Regions from separate parts of the Mus musculus genome. Here region 2 is linked to region 1. Evidence: chromatin contacts called from ENCODE POLR2A ChIA-PET data. All regions are on one chromosome and are shown on one strand. Each heading gives the region's core, a stretch centred on a gene start or an enhancer-like site at or near the end of the contact. The rest is flanking DNA. Distances are from core to core; before and after follow the strand shown.

What was found. ChIA-PET counts read pairs that join two places held with the same protein, here RNA polymerase II (POLR2A).
Region 2: POLR2A ChIA-PET joins it to region 1 with 14 read pairs in Patski. The contact joins the enhancer-like site here to the promoter of 1110038F14Rik in region 1. POLR2A ChIA-PET finds 5 or more read pairs at or near these places in 2 of 5 experiments (Patski and embryonic stem cell).

Annotation. Positions count from the first base shown.
Region 1 is chr15:76,945,947-76,952,096 of GRCm38, forward strand. It overlaps 1110038F14Rik (RIKEN cDNA 1110038F14 gene), which reads left to right and starts at 2,315. Exons shown (of 5, transcript NM_001347540.1): 1 at 2,315-2,598; 2 at 2,683-2,973; 3 at 3,122-3,206; 4 at 3,598-3,744; 5 at 4,303-5,033. The coding sequence starts at 2,593. The coding sequence ends at 4,442. Gm46534 (a long non-coding RNA gene) reads right to left here and starts at 2,403. Exons shown (of 4, transcript XR_001781744.2): 1 at 2,314-2,403; 2 at 2,066-2,188.
Region 2 is chr15:77,034,198-77,040,347 of GRCm38, forward strand. It overlaps a transcript of Mb not described here. Among named protein-coding and RNA genes, the nearest start is that of Apol6, 7.8 kb to the right of the region's middle. RefSeq lists an enhancer at 2,443-4,567. Within about 2 kb of position 2,615, at least 3 of the 3 ENCODE cell types and tissues checked have a DNase peak (open chromatin) inside an H3K27ac peak, as active enhancers do.

The sequences.
Region 1 (6,150 bases), core at 1,065-3,564:
CTATTGTGGGGCTCTCAAGGACCTGCTTATGGTTTAAACAAGACACTAGACTTCTATACAGTTTTAAGCATTTGGCCTTTATCTAGGGCAGACTCTGCTAGCTTCTAACTTAACCTGACTTCCAGCCTGGCCCTGCCTCCTAGATAGCCCTTTCATTCCCTGCTCCTTCTGTGTCTGCTTAGATACTCCTGCCTCTGTTTGCATCCCCTGACTCTGCCCGCCCAGAAGTTCCGCCCCCATACTTCCTGCCCCAACTATTGGCTGCCAGATCTTTATTATAACCACTCAGTAGTAAGATCATGCTAGACAGGCTCTTAGGTCGCCTAAGGCATTCCTCCAAGCTTGACCTTCATCTTTTGGGAAGGTTTGGAAGACATTTACAAAATAGGAAACCTGGGGATGTGCCATAGAAATGACAATTCCAAAATCCTGCCAGCACTTAGCTCTCTGCCAGTACAGAGTTAATAACTGGAAATACAGAGACACCCCTTAATACAACAGGGGTCTAACTGGCATGCAGCTTGTTATAGGTATTTCAGGTGTGTGATTTTGCATATTTTGACATGGACTTACTCTTGTGAAAGTGTCCCTGTGTTAGTAACTTTTCTGTTGCTGTTTTGGAGATGCCAGTACCATGAGATGACCACCAAGAGCAGCAGCAGCAGTGGAGTACAGGCATCTGGAGCCTAGAGGATGACGCGTGTGCTACAAAGGGCATGGCTGGAGAAGTGACCCAAGCCCTTGGAGGAGCCCAGAAGATTGTAAGTTGGATCCCAGACATTGGACGGTTGGAGATTGACTTTTGCTTTTGATTGTGGCTGTGCCCTGATATTTTCCCTCTCGAAGGAAGAAACTGTTTTAGTGGAGCCCACAGTTAAGAGACTTTTAATTGTAAAAAGACTTTGGATTTTAAAAGAGATGGCTATTTTAAAGAAATTGAAATTTTAAGAATATGTAAAGACTGTGGGACTTTTAAAGTTATCCGTTGTTAAGAGCTCTGTCGGATGTTGTGTAGGAGCTTGGAAGACAACGTTGAGAACACTGCAGAAGATGGAGGTCTGGTTTGTGAAATTTCAGAGGGAAAATTAAAGACTCTTTTCAGGGCCATTGCTGTTTTGATTGTGAAGATTCTGTAGTTCTGGTTAGCTGGGGCTGAAGAATCAGCTGTGATTAACAAGATACCAGAACTACTAAAGCAAAAACTTTGCATTACTGGGACTATTGATGCTGGTTAGCTGGAGCTAAGAAATTAGCGGTGATTAAGAAGAGACCAGCATCATTGAGGTGACATCTTCTGGGAAGTGTTTTCTGAGAGCACAGTGGCTGTGTTCCAGATATAGCCAAAGTTGTACATTGTGCTGTGGCTGGACTTGGTAATGTGTAAGGGTCACCCAGGTGGTACTGGTTTTGAAGGCATGAAGGAGTTGAGCAGAGCACTTACTATCACTCCTAGTGACCCTCTAGGAAAATTTTTGCTTCCTGTCCCCATAACTCTAGGTTCTGCTGGCCTAGAAGTTTTGGCTCCAGAGAAGGGAGTGCTCCTACCAGGAGCTACAACAAACATTCCATTGAACTGGAAGCTCAGACTTCCCCCTGGTCATTTTGGGCTTCTAATGCCCTTAAACCAACAGGCTAAAAAAGGAATAACAGTGTTAGGAGGGGTGATAGATCCAGATTACCATGGGGAAATTGGATTACCTCTTCACAATGGTGGTAAGCAAGATTATGTCTGGAGTGTAGGAGATCCCTTAGGGCGTCTCTTAGTACTACCATGTCCTGTGATTATTAGGACACAGTATATATGTCGCCATTCCAAAAGTGTGGAATAGAGGCATAGCGAAGAAATACTGAAACAAAGCAGGATTAGAAGCCTGTAGGAAAAATACCAAATCCTGTAGCTCCATGACTGGTATCTGTAGTCCTAGGGCTAGACCGCTATGATAGCTATTGCTATTCTTGGTTGTCATTTTGACAACCCACACCTGTAATTATCCTAAACCTCAAGGGGTAAGGAGTTCCTGTAAGGAAATTTTCTTGATTTTTCGTTTGAGGTGGGAAGATGCACCTTAAATCTGGGCCAGGTCTTCGGGTGGCAGCCTAATGGTCGTGGAAGAAGGAAGTGCATGCTTGCCCCGACTCTCGTTGGAAAGTTCACTCCATTGCCATTAGAGCCTAGTTCTTCAGGATTCTGAAGTATACCGGGGACAAGCTGAGCCATCTGTCAACGCCTGCGCCCCGCCCCGCCCCGCCCCGCCCCGCCCCGCCCCGCATAATCCACCTTGCCCCATCTCTGGGCGTTCCCCCCGACCCCACCGGTTCCATTCTCTCCAGGAATCAATTGTCTTGTTTCTTGGCGGCACACTCTGCTGGGTTCTCCGAGGCCTTTAAGTTCATCCCCGTGCACTCTGTCTCCTAAAATTACAAGCACAGCCTGAGGCGCTCCATCCACCCAAGTGCTTTCTGTCCGGCGCTGAGCGCTTGCTCTGGCTCCGCTGCGCTTTCTGCGGAACCTTGTGTCGTAGACGTGTTTCCAGAGGAGTGAGTTCGCTGTGGTAGTTAGGATTTACCAGCTTCCGGCGGCCGCTCCGACTAATGGCGGTGAGCTGTGGGAGAAGGCGTGTTTGTGGCGAGGCCCTAGGTGGGGAGACCCTGTGAATTTCGTCCTGTCTCACGATTTTTCAGGAGCCAGGGCGTCCTGCTCGGGAGGCACCAGCAGCCTCAAGTCGGAAAACTCATCGCGCTCCGCGCAGACCCCGGCCCTCTCGCTCAGCTTCCGGTGCCTCGGAACCTCCTCTCCGCAGTTCAGTGCAACCTGCATGCGACTCCGCCGCCGGAACCCATCCCGTAGGCAACACAGTAGCGATGAAGCAAAAGAAAAAGAAAACCCCCAACAGGGTCTCTGGGACAAATGGAAGCGAAAAGCCCTCGGAGAAACCTGCCCCGGACGAAGCTCCTCCTAGCGCTGAGGCCCAGGCAAGGATGGTACTCCCTGCGAGCTTTCTGGGCGCTAATCCGCCTGCCTCTGTGGGCGAGCTGTGCGGAATTAAGGCGCTGAAGGTATGGGAGTGGGGTCTGCGGGACCCTGTTACCCATCACAACCATGTCCTCCTTTCTGTCCCAGGCGGAACAGCTGGCGCGGGAGCTGGCCTGGTGTGTGGAACAGCTGGAGCTGGGTCTCAAGACGCAGAGACCTACCCCGAAGCAGAGTGAGGGACCCTTCTCTACAGTTAGGGAAATGTAAACGGTGACAGTTCTGTGGTCTGATGGTATTGCCAAGGGGTGGGGTTGTTGCTTTTGGTTGGTTTGCTTTGTTTAGGTGTACTGAAACTTAGTTGTGTAGACCAGGCTGGCCTGGAATTCAGAGATCCGCCTGCCTCTGCCTCCCCAGTGCTGGGATTAAAGGCGTGCGTCACCCCAGCTGGATGGGAATTGTTTGTAGTAGGATGATATGAGTGTGTTTGAAGTCACTAGCTCTTTTTCTTTTTCTTTTTCTTTCTTCTTTCTTCTTTCTTCTTTCTCTCTTTCTCTTTCTCTTTCTCTTTCTCTTTCTCTTTCTCTTTCTCTTTCTCTTTCTCTTTCTCTTTCTTTCATCTGCAGAAGAGCAGGCTGTTGGGGCAATCCGAACGCTGCGCAGTGAAAAAACCCCCTTGCCCCGGAAGAGACAGCTGATGCGCTCCTTGTTTGGGGACTACAGGGCTCAGATGGATGCAGAGTGGCGGGAGGCCCTACGGGCTCTAAAGGCTGGTGAGGAACTAGAAAGCGATTGGTTCAGTACATTAACGTCAAGGGGGTAGGGAGAGGCTCAGCTCAGCAGGGTTGGTGTGGGAAGAGATGGGCTCGGGGGCGGGGGGGATGTAAGTGGGGAGAAAGTATTCTCTCTTAGGGGACAGAGGTCCTGGGGGGAGGAGGGCCGAGGTCCTCACCTCGTTCTGTTTTGGGGATGAAAAAAACAGCTCCTCTGTCTTAGCCTGGGCTCACTTCACTGGCCATAAAGCCAGGTACCAGTTGGACTTTAGTTCCTGGGACTAAATAATAAATAACTTGGACATAAGTCCTGGATCTGTTACTTAGATCATACAACATATCATTTTGTGAAAATGATCTAAATTTTGTTACTTAGATCATATAACATTTTTGATAAGTTACTACATCTCTTGAGTCTCATATGGGAATGACATTATTTACTTTAAGATAATTTTTCAGTTTTTTTTTTTTTTTTTTTAGTTAGGAAAGTTGTGTGGGTAATTGTAACTGCATGGATGAAAGTTAGCTATTCTGACTCTCTGCTCCCCCTTCCTACAGCCACCCATTCGGCCCAGGTACAGCTCGTCAGTGAGGCCACCAGAAAGAAGAGCGGAAGGGTCTGCAGGCCTCGTCCTGCAGAAAGAGCCAAAACCACTCCGGACTTGACCAGCGAAGAGTTTCGGTTCAATTTCTTTTAGGGTCTCCTACATGCTGGACCGCTCATCCCCCTCCAGGGTGGGGTGGGGATGTGTCCTGATTGCAGGGCCTTCCCAGGAATTCTCTCAGCAGAAGTGGGGTTGGTTTGTCCTTCATTGCAGCATGGACCTGAAGCGGCTGGCCTATGTGAGGCTGCTATGTGGATGTGGAAACCTTTGAAGGAAATGTTCTTCATGTCAGAAGAGAGGTGCAGAGTAGCTGCTGATGATAAGGAACTGTGGGGAAGTTGTGGACACAGTGGGCTCACTTTTGAAAAGATGCTCAGGCCATTTTTCTAGTGCTTTGTATATTGTTATATCGCCTTAATAAATCTTTTCTAAGGAAATAGGATGGTGTGAGAGAGAGAGTTCCGAATGTGTTAGAGGAGGCAAGACTGCTTGGTCCAGCTCTGATCCAGGACTTAGTCCTTTGCTGCTGTTGTTGCTGTTTCCCTCAGCAGGTTGTCGTCTTCTGGAGCCAGTGTGGTCTCCATCAAGCCACGTTTTGTTTTTAGGAGCTAAGAAGCTACTCACTGTCTTAGCCTGAGCTGAGTCTTAGCAGACTGCATCAAAACAAAACAAACACAACACAACCTTTATGTGTGTGAGTGGTATTTATGTGTGTGAGTATGAGCATGCTATGTGTATAAAAGCATCTTTTATTTGCCTGGTGTAACTGTCTCCAGAGGCTCACTGCCTTCGTCTGCTAACCTAGGCCTAGACCTGGAAGCTTCTCGCTTGGTCTTATCTAGGCCTAGAATGTTTTCAGTGTCTGAGACCTACTGCTGAATAAGCTCACCCTTTTTAGCACTTTCTGAGCTCTGTGAACTCAGCTGTTCTGACTCAAACGCCTCTGCTAGCTGACTGACTCAATCTGGCTTCTCTCTCTCAGCCTCTTATTTTTAGCTCTGCTTGGCCTCAGACTAACTCTGGCAATCCGTTCTAATCCTCTGGCTCCTCTCATTCTCTAGCTCACTCTGTCTTCACCTGTGTCTAGCTTGTTCTCTTTCTGCAACCTGGTAAAACTGCCTCCCCACCCCCTCTCTCCCCTGCCCCTGCTCCTCCCCCTTCCCCTTAAGTAACTTTCCTTTCCTCTCACTTCCATATCCTATTATGTCAAATCTTTCTGATTTGTCACTTTGCCACTCAGAAGTCACTTTCCAATATTGTGCTTCCTTCTACAAACCACCTTCATGATTTGGGATTAAAGGCATGAGCTATAGCCGAGCCACACCACAACTAAAGACAGGTTTCTGCAGTAAGTAATACAGTCTCAGGGCTCACAGTGTGATCAAATGTCCTGCACGTGTGTGGAAGCGCAGTCTCTAGACTTGGTGGCAGTTGCCTTTACTCAGCCATTTGGCCAGCCCTGCCAGGGTTGACATCTGTACTGTACCCACTGCTCCACTGAGTTCAGATCTTCAGGTAAACCAGCAGTGTTCACACCGTTGTGGTCTGCTGGCGTTGCCCAAACTCATATCCTAGACTAAGTACAACCTGGAGTCCAGCTGCGTTTGCCCTTTCTGGGTGAGTATTTTGTGGGCAGCTCAAACTCAGCGTTGTTACAGAAATACCTAATTGGGTCCCCCGTCTCCGTGTGCTTTTTAGTCAGTGATATTTACTGTCTTATCTAGTTGCTTAGGCCAGAAACTTATGTCATTGTTTATTGCTTGCTCTGTTTGTTTGTTCCTTTCCCTTTCCCTTTCCCTTT
Region 2 (6,150 bases), core at 1,365-3,864, 89 kb after region 1:
CTGGTCCCCAAGTGATGCATGGTTGCAGACATGTATCTGGCTGCCTCCTGTTTAATGCTTTCTGGATGAGAAGCAAGATTTGCATTTTTTTTTTTTCTCCCCAGTGATGCTCACATCCAAAGCAACTCACAGACCTGAGGCTGCGCTGGGTTTTGTTGAAGCACACACTTGGCTCACCCAAACTATCAAGACACAGAACACTGTCACCACCCCAAAAAGTTCCCTTACATCTGCCTCAGCCTCACCCTTCTATGCACTCTCTTGATTGCTGAGGCATGAGCTCTCGGCCACTGAATTACAGCCAGGGTCTGTTAGTGTTTTAAAACCATGGGTAGGTGTGGGCAAGAAAGACATTTCAGGTGCCTGCGGAGGGGATGTAGACAGGGTGGTGGTGGTTTGGATGCAGAGGACAACCAAGTATGCATGGTGGGGGTGTGGGGTGTGGGGCAGCCTGAGCCGGCCAGCTGAATGGAACACCAACAGATGGCGTGAGTGATTAGGAACCCCACAGGCCCAGGGCAGCTTGGGAGGAGTCCAGCCTTTCCAGGTCGAGGACTATCTACACATCTATTCAGCCATTGCAAGGGCAGTCGCCTGCCTGCGCATCCTGGGCAGAGGCTCTAGGACTGGCAACTTTCACATGGAATGGGGTGCCCTCTTTGCAGGCCTTCTCCTGGGTCCCCAGTTCCTCCACCTTGGGCCTCTGTCCTCTGGAAAAACCAGAGCCTTGCATCCAAAGCTCCTCTGTGGGAGGGAAACTCGGAAGGAAAAAGACAAGACATCCGTGGGTCACCCTGATTTGTGTCTCCAAAGTCAAGCCCACTCCACCATGCAGGGTCCCGAGACACCGACATCCTCCCATAGGCCCAGCTGGGGCATCTCTGATCTTAGTCCCCCACCTTATGCTGTCACCGGATAGGGGTGGTGTGGATTTGTTCTTCTCTTTACTCTAGTTGTACCCCAAAACAGCTAGGGGTTTACCCAGCAATTTGGAGATGCTTCGGTTTGTCCTGTGGAGCACAGTTTTGGACTGAAACTGTGTGCTCTGGCCTATCAGTATACAGAGAGGGCAAAAAAAGGAAGGCCTTGTCTGAGTTTGTTTTCTCTTCCTGTGATAAACACAAAGGCAGCTTATCCGGGAAAGCGTAGAGTTGGCCTACAAGTTAGAGTCCATTATCATGAGAAACTGTGGGACGTGAAACTGTGCCAGGAAGAGCAGGCCAAGACCTGGAGGCTCAGTGGGCACACACCTGAGGCTTAGGTGTCTCCCAGCTCCCTGACAGACTCCTGACTTGGAACATGTGACATGCTTCTCACATAAAAGAAACATGTCCTATGGTCACATAGGTCCAAAACAGAGTTCTCCATTCTAATAAGGTACCTAGGCCCAGAGGGCTTAGCCAATAAACTTCCCTTCCCAGAAGTTCCTCCCTGTAAAAGGTATTTAATCTCGGGCCCACCCTGAGAAGTGGGGGATGGTTTTACACATCTATTTTCTGCCATGACAATAAACTGTTTGCTGAGAGTTCTATGTCTTCATCTGAAGACTGCTAGCAGATACTGGCATCCAGGCAGTTAGGATGAGGGTTTTAAAGGCCACACCCATATCATCGACACACCTACTCCAACAAGGCCACACCTTCTATTAGTGCCACTCCCTGGTCTGAGCATTTACAAACCATAACAGGCTTGCATACAGGCCAGTCTATCTGATAGAGGTAATTTCTCAATTGAGGTCCCCTCATCCCAGATGACTCTAGCTTGACAAAACAAAACTAGCCAGGACAGGCCCTGAGGATGCTGGTGTGGAAGAAAAGGGGGAAAGTCGAGAAGAGACTTCCAAGAACCAGGGAGCCTTGGCAGCTTTATGGGGCGGTCAGAGACAGGTTGACCTGCACTGTGAGGACAGAGGAGAGTTTCTCAGGCCTTGTTAGAGGAAGCAAGAGCCAGAGCAGGCCCTAGGCCCGAGTGGTTCAGGCCTCGTTTACAGTACCATTCAGTCCTAGCGCTGAAGCTCTGCTCAACATCTCTCGGGGACCTAACTTCCTTCTTGGGGGCCACCAAACACCCCTGGTCTCCTGGATCAAGCCAAAACTGGAAGGAGAGAAGTGCTCAGGACCAAGAGAGAGGTTTAGAGACCCCTCTGAGAGGGTCACTATTCACTTTAGCCAGCCAGCTCTGAACACTTTCAGGGAGGACAAAGACAGGCCTCTCTGGGCCAGGAGGGCAAAGTCAGGCAGGCCCCGGTGGGTGCACTGCAGCTACCGTCATTGCCTGAGATCAGAAAACATGGCTGCGTTTGGCCAATGTTGGGAGATGGGCAGGGGCAGGTGGAGGGGTGAGTGCCCTGGTCATACAGGAGGGCTGAGGGATGATGAGAAAAAGCTTGGGGAAGCAGACACACAACACAGAGTGACCTGGAAACTGCAAGACGACCAGGCTGGCCGGGCGAGAAAGTTTGTGAAGTGGGTTGGCCAAGAGTGAGGTTTTAAGTAGGGTGGGAGCTCACTGGGGGAGATTTTAAACTTGGAGCATTTTGGTGAGTTAGGGGCGGTCCCAGGGTTCGGGCACCAATCAGATGGACAGTTAAGATTAGTCCCTGTGACTCAGAAGCCAAAAGGCACAGTGTGTGAGCTGTGTGGCTGCCAGCTACAGCCTCAGGGGAATCTTGGACAGGGAGTACTGTGTGGGAGCGGGGCTCTGTGGCCTCCCAAGAACTCAGTTAGGGCTGTGGTAGCGCTCTGGGGCCTCTTTGGCAGTGTAACATGTTCTGGCCGGCTTCTTGGTCAGCCTGGAGAGATCCCTTTTTCTTTGCAGCCCCTCCTTTTTAAGAGGGCCAGGTCACATTAACACAGGTCCTCTCCTCCCTCTTTGTGTCTCAGTTCATTACCACATTGAACTGAAGGATGACGCAGAAGGTTTAAGCCTTTCCACAGCCCTCCCCATCTTACCGAGGAGGCTATAACCACTCAGTGACCTGCTTAGAGGCCTCCCTCCTCCCCTCAGCTCCTCCTTCTCTCCCCTTCTCCCTCCTCCTCCCCCTCCTCACTCCTCTTCCCTCTCTTCCTCTTCCTCCTTCCTCAGGAGCATTCAGGTCAGAGGATGGGAAAAAACAGCCAATAATGAGGCAGTTCTGGCCATTTCTGCAGGCCCTGTAGTTTCTTAAGTCTCTCCCAGTCATGTGGCTGTAGGCCTTGATATTTCTTGATATTCCACATGCCTTAGAACAGAAGGTGGGCCTGCTTGCTGGTGTGTAGGCTAAGAGAGGCAGTGGCTGGGCCTGATGCATTTCTGCCTTTTCTCCCTCCAACCCTACTTGCTAGCAAACAGCCCCATCGTCTTCTGTCTCTTTCAAGGACACTGCTGTTGGCTTCCTGACTCACACAAGCGCCAAGATGACCTCATCTCCAGAGTTATTTGATTTTTTTTTTCATCCTCAGAGAATGTTTCCAAATATGGTCCCATTGCAAGTCACATGGTCTCAGGCTCGGCTTTGTGGGGGTGGGGGGCGGGAGGGGGGGTGGGGATGGTCATTGTTCAGCTGTCTACAGAAGGGAAAATGCAGGCTTGGAGGAGCAGAGATTTACTGCAGATCTCGGGGTCTATCGGGGCAGCCTAGGGAAGCCCTGCCCTGGGGAGGGAGGCCAGGCCAGTGTCTGGATTACTGTGGTTCCGGTTCTCCACTCTGCAAAAGCATTCATGGGAAAAACATCTGGAGCTCGGGCTGCGCAGGGGAGTCCCACTCCCACAGTCGCTGGCAGGTTTCCCTGTCTGCTGGTTGAGGGGGAGGGGTGCAGCTCTCCTCACCCCCTCATGAACAGACCACAGACACTCCCAAGTCCCTGCCTACCACCACAGGGCTGTGGGGAGTGGGGAGAGTCCCGGCCCTGTCTTTCCTGACCTCTGGGTCATTGACTCCCTGCACAGGGTCCCTGCTGTCTGGTGAGAAGCCAGGAACCCAAGGTAGAATTGAAGCAACAGCTCCAACCCCACCTCCTCAGCTCTCAGAGGCCACGGAGCAAAGGGAATTGGGTTTGGCCTGCGAACCCAGCCGCCAGCCCACTCTGCCTTGGTTCTCTGAGACAGGAAGAACTGACTGCTCCTTCTTACTGACAGGGTGATAGACCACAGAGGGTCAGCCTAACTCCATCCCAGACACGGGGCCAAGTAAACCCACTCCCAGAGTCTGTTTAATGGTGGTCCTGTCTTAGCCCAGCCTTTCCTTCTGGTCTATTTGGGGGCTCTCCAGGGCACACCTGCTGAAATGACTCTAGAGATCACATGCAAATGGCTTGGTGACCAGCATATGGATGCTGCTGGGGACAACATGACCTTTAAAAAATATTGTTTTATTATTTTTAGTTATGTGGATGTCTATGTGTAGGTATATGCATGTCACTGCAAGTGCCCAAAAAGACAGAGGAGTTGGATGCCATAGAGCTGGATCTACAGGCAGTGTGAACCACCTGACATGGTTGCTGGGAATTGAACTTGGGCCTTTGGAGGACCAGTTACAGGCTCTTAATATGTGAATCATATCTCCAGCCCAAAAGGTGATGGGACCTTCAAGAGGAGGGATCTACAAAGCTGAGTGTGGTGGCACATGCCTTTAAACCCAACACTCAGGAGACAGAGGCAGGCAGATTTCTGTTGAGTTTGAGGGCCAGCCTGGTCTACAGAGTGAACTCCTGAACAGCCAGGGCTACACAGAGAAATCCTGTCTAGGAGGAGGAGGAGGAAGAGGAAGAGGAGGAGAAGGAGGAGGAGGAGGAGGAGGAGGAGAGAGAGAGAGAGAGAGAGAGAGAGAGAGAGAGAGAGGAAGAGGAGGACGGACCTATGCCCTGTCCTCTTCCCCCTCGCCCTCCTTTTTTCTCTCCTTGTATCCTCCCCTCCTCCCTTTCTCCCTCCTCCCCGCTTACTCTACCTCCATGCCTCCTCCCTGGCTGTCCTGAGATGAGCCCTTTCCTCCACTGTTGGTTAGCGTGCCTCACCACAGGCCCACGGGGCCAACGGATCAATAACAGAAAGCTCTAAAACTGTGAGCCAAAACAAGTAGGAAGAGCTCGCTCCCGGCATTTTGTTCCCGTGACTGCACCTTCCCCCTCTCCCGCTTCCCCCCCCCCCCCCAGCACCGTGCCCCTGTGTTAGCGCACAGGCAATTCCACTGGGCTGCTCTCAGGGACCTAAGAGCTGCTTGGGTCATGACCTGCGACTGCATCCAGGCTCGCCTGGTATGTGCTGCCTATAAAAGGATCCACCGCCCACCCAGCTCTCTGTTCTCAACATTCCTTCTCCCTGTTCTCCCTTTTGGAGGACTAGTACCTGGTCCCTCTCTTCCCTCTCTGTCTGCCCTCTCTGGCCCCATGGCTCTGGTCCCCAGCTGTCTGCCTGTCTACTTGTTCCCTCATCTGCCTCCTATCCCTTCCCCAGGTCTTCAAGCCTCTCCCCTCCCCCAATAAACCTCTTTTACACCAGATCTGTTGCAAGACCTAATTTCTTAAGGGTGCACCTTGGCATGGGCCAGCCAAAGGTACCCCCTCGCCACACTATATTTCATAATGCCCTCTCCTACCTGTGTTACCCACAGAGGACAGTTGGTCCAGCGCTGACCCTGCTTCAGGCCGCCCAGGAGAACGCCCCCATCTCACCTGACTGGGCACTAATTGCAGAGAGGAAAGGATACAGGATGATATTAGTTTTTACTGTGAGGTGGGATGAAGTGGAGGGATACCCCACCCCCAGAGCCTCTCACGGGCCAGACAGATGCCTCAGAGGGTGAGTATTTGAGTCCAATCCCTGCGACCCACATGGTGAAACGTTAAGAACTAACTCCTGGAAGCAATCTTCTGAGTTGTACATGATTGCACATGCCACATTCGTATACAACTAAAATAAGCAAATGATTTTAAAAAGGAGCAACTCACATCTCCCAAGAGAGTCAAGAACAAAGCATGCGTATAGACATCAGTGCCTTACACAGGTGCATGTAAATGCCTATATGTATGCATACTCACAGGGGACCTGAGTGTGACAGCCTCTGCTGTAGTCAGGACAATCTGATGTCACCAGGAACCCGGGAAGGGAAGTAAGGGTCAGGCAGGGCACAGCTGGAGAAACTACTAGACCTGAAATGTCATGTTCTTAGGATCA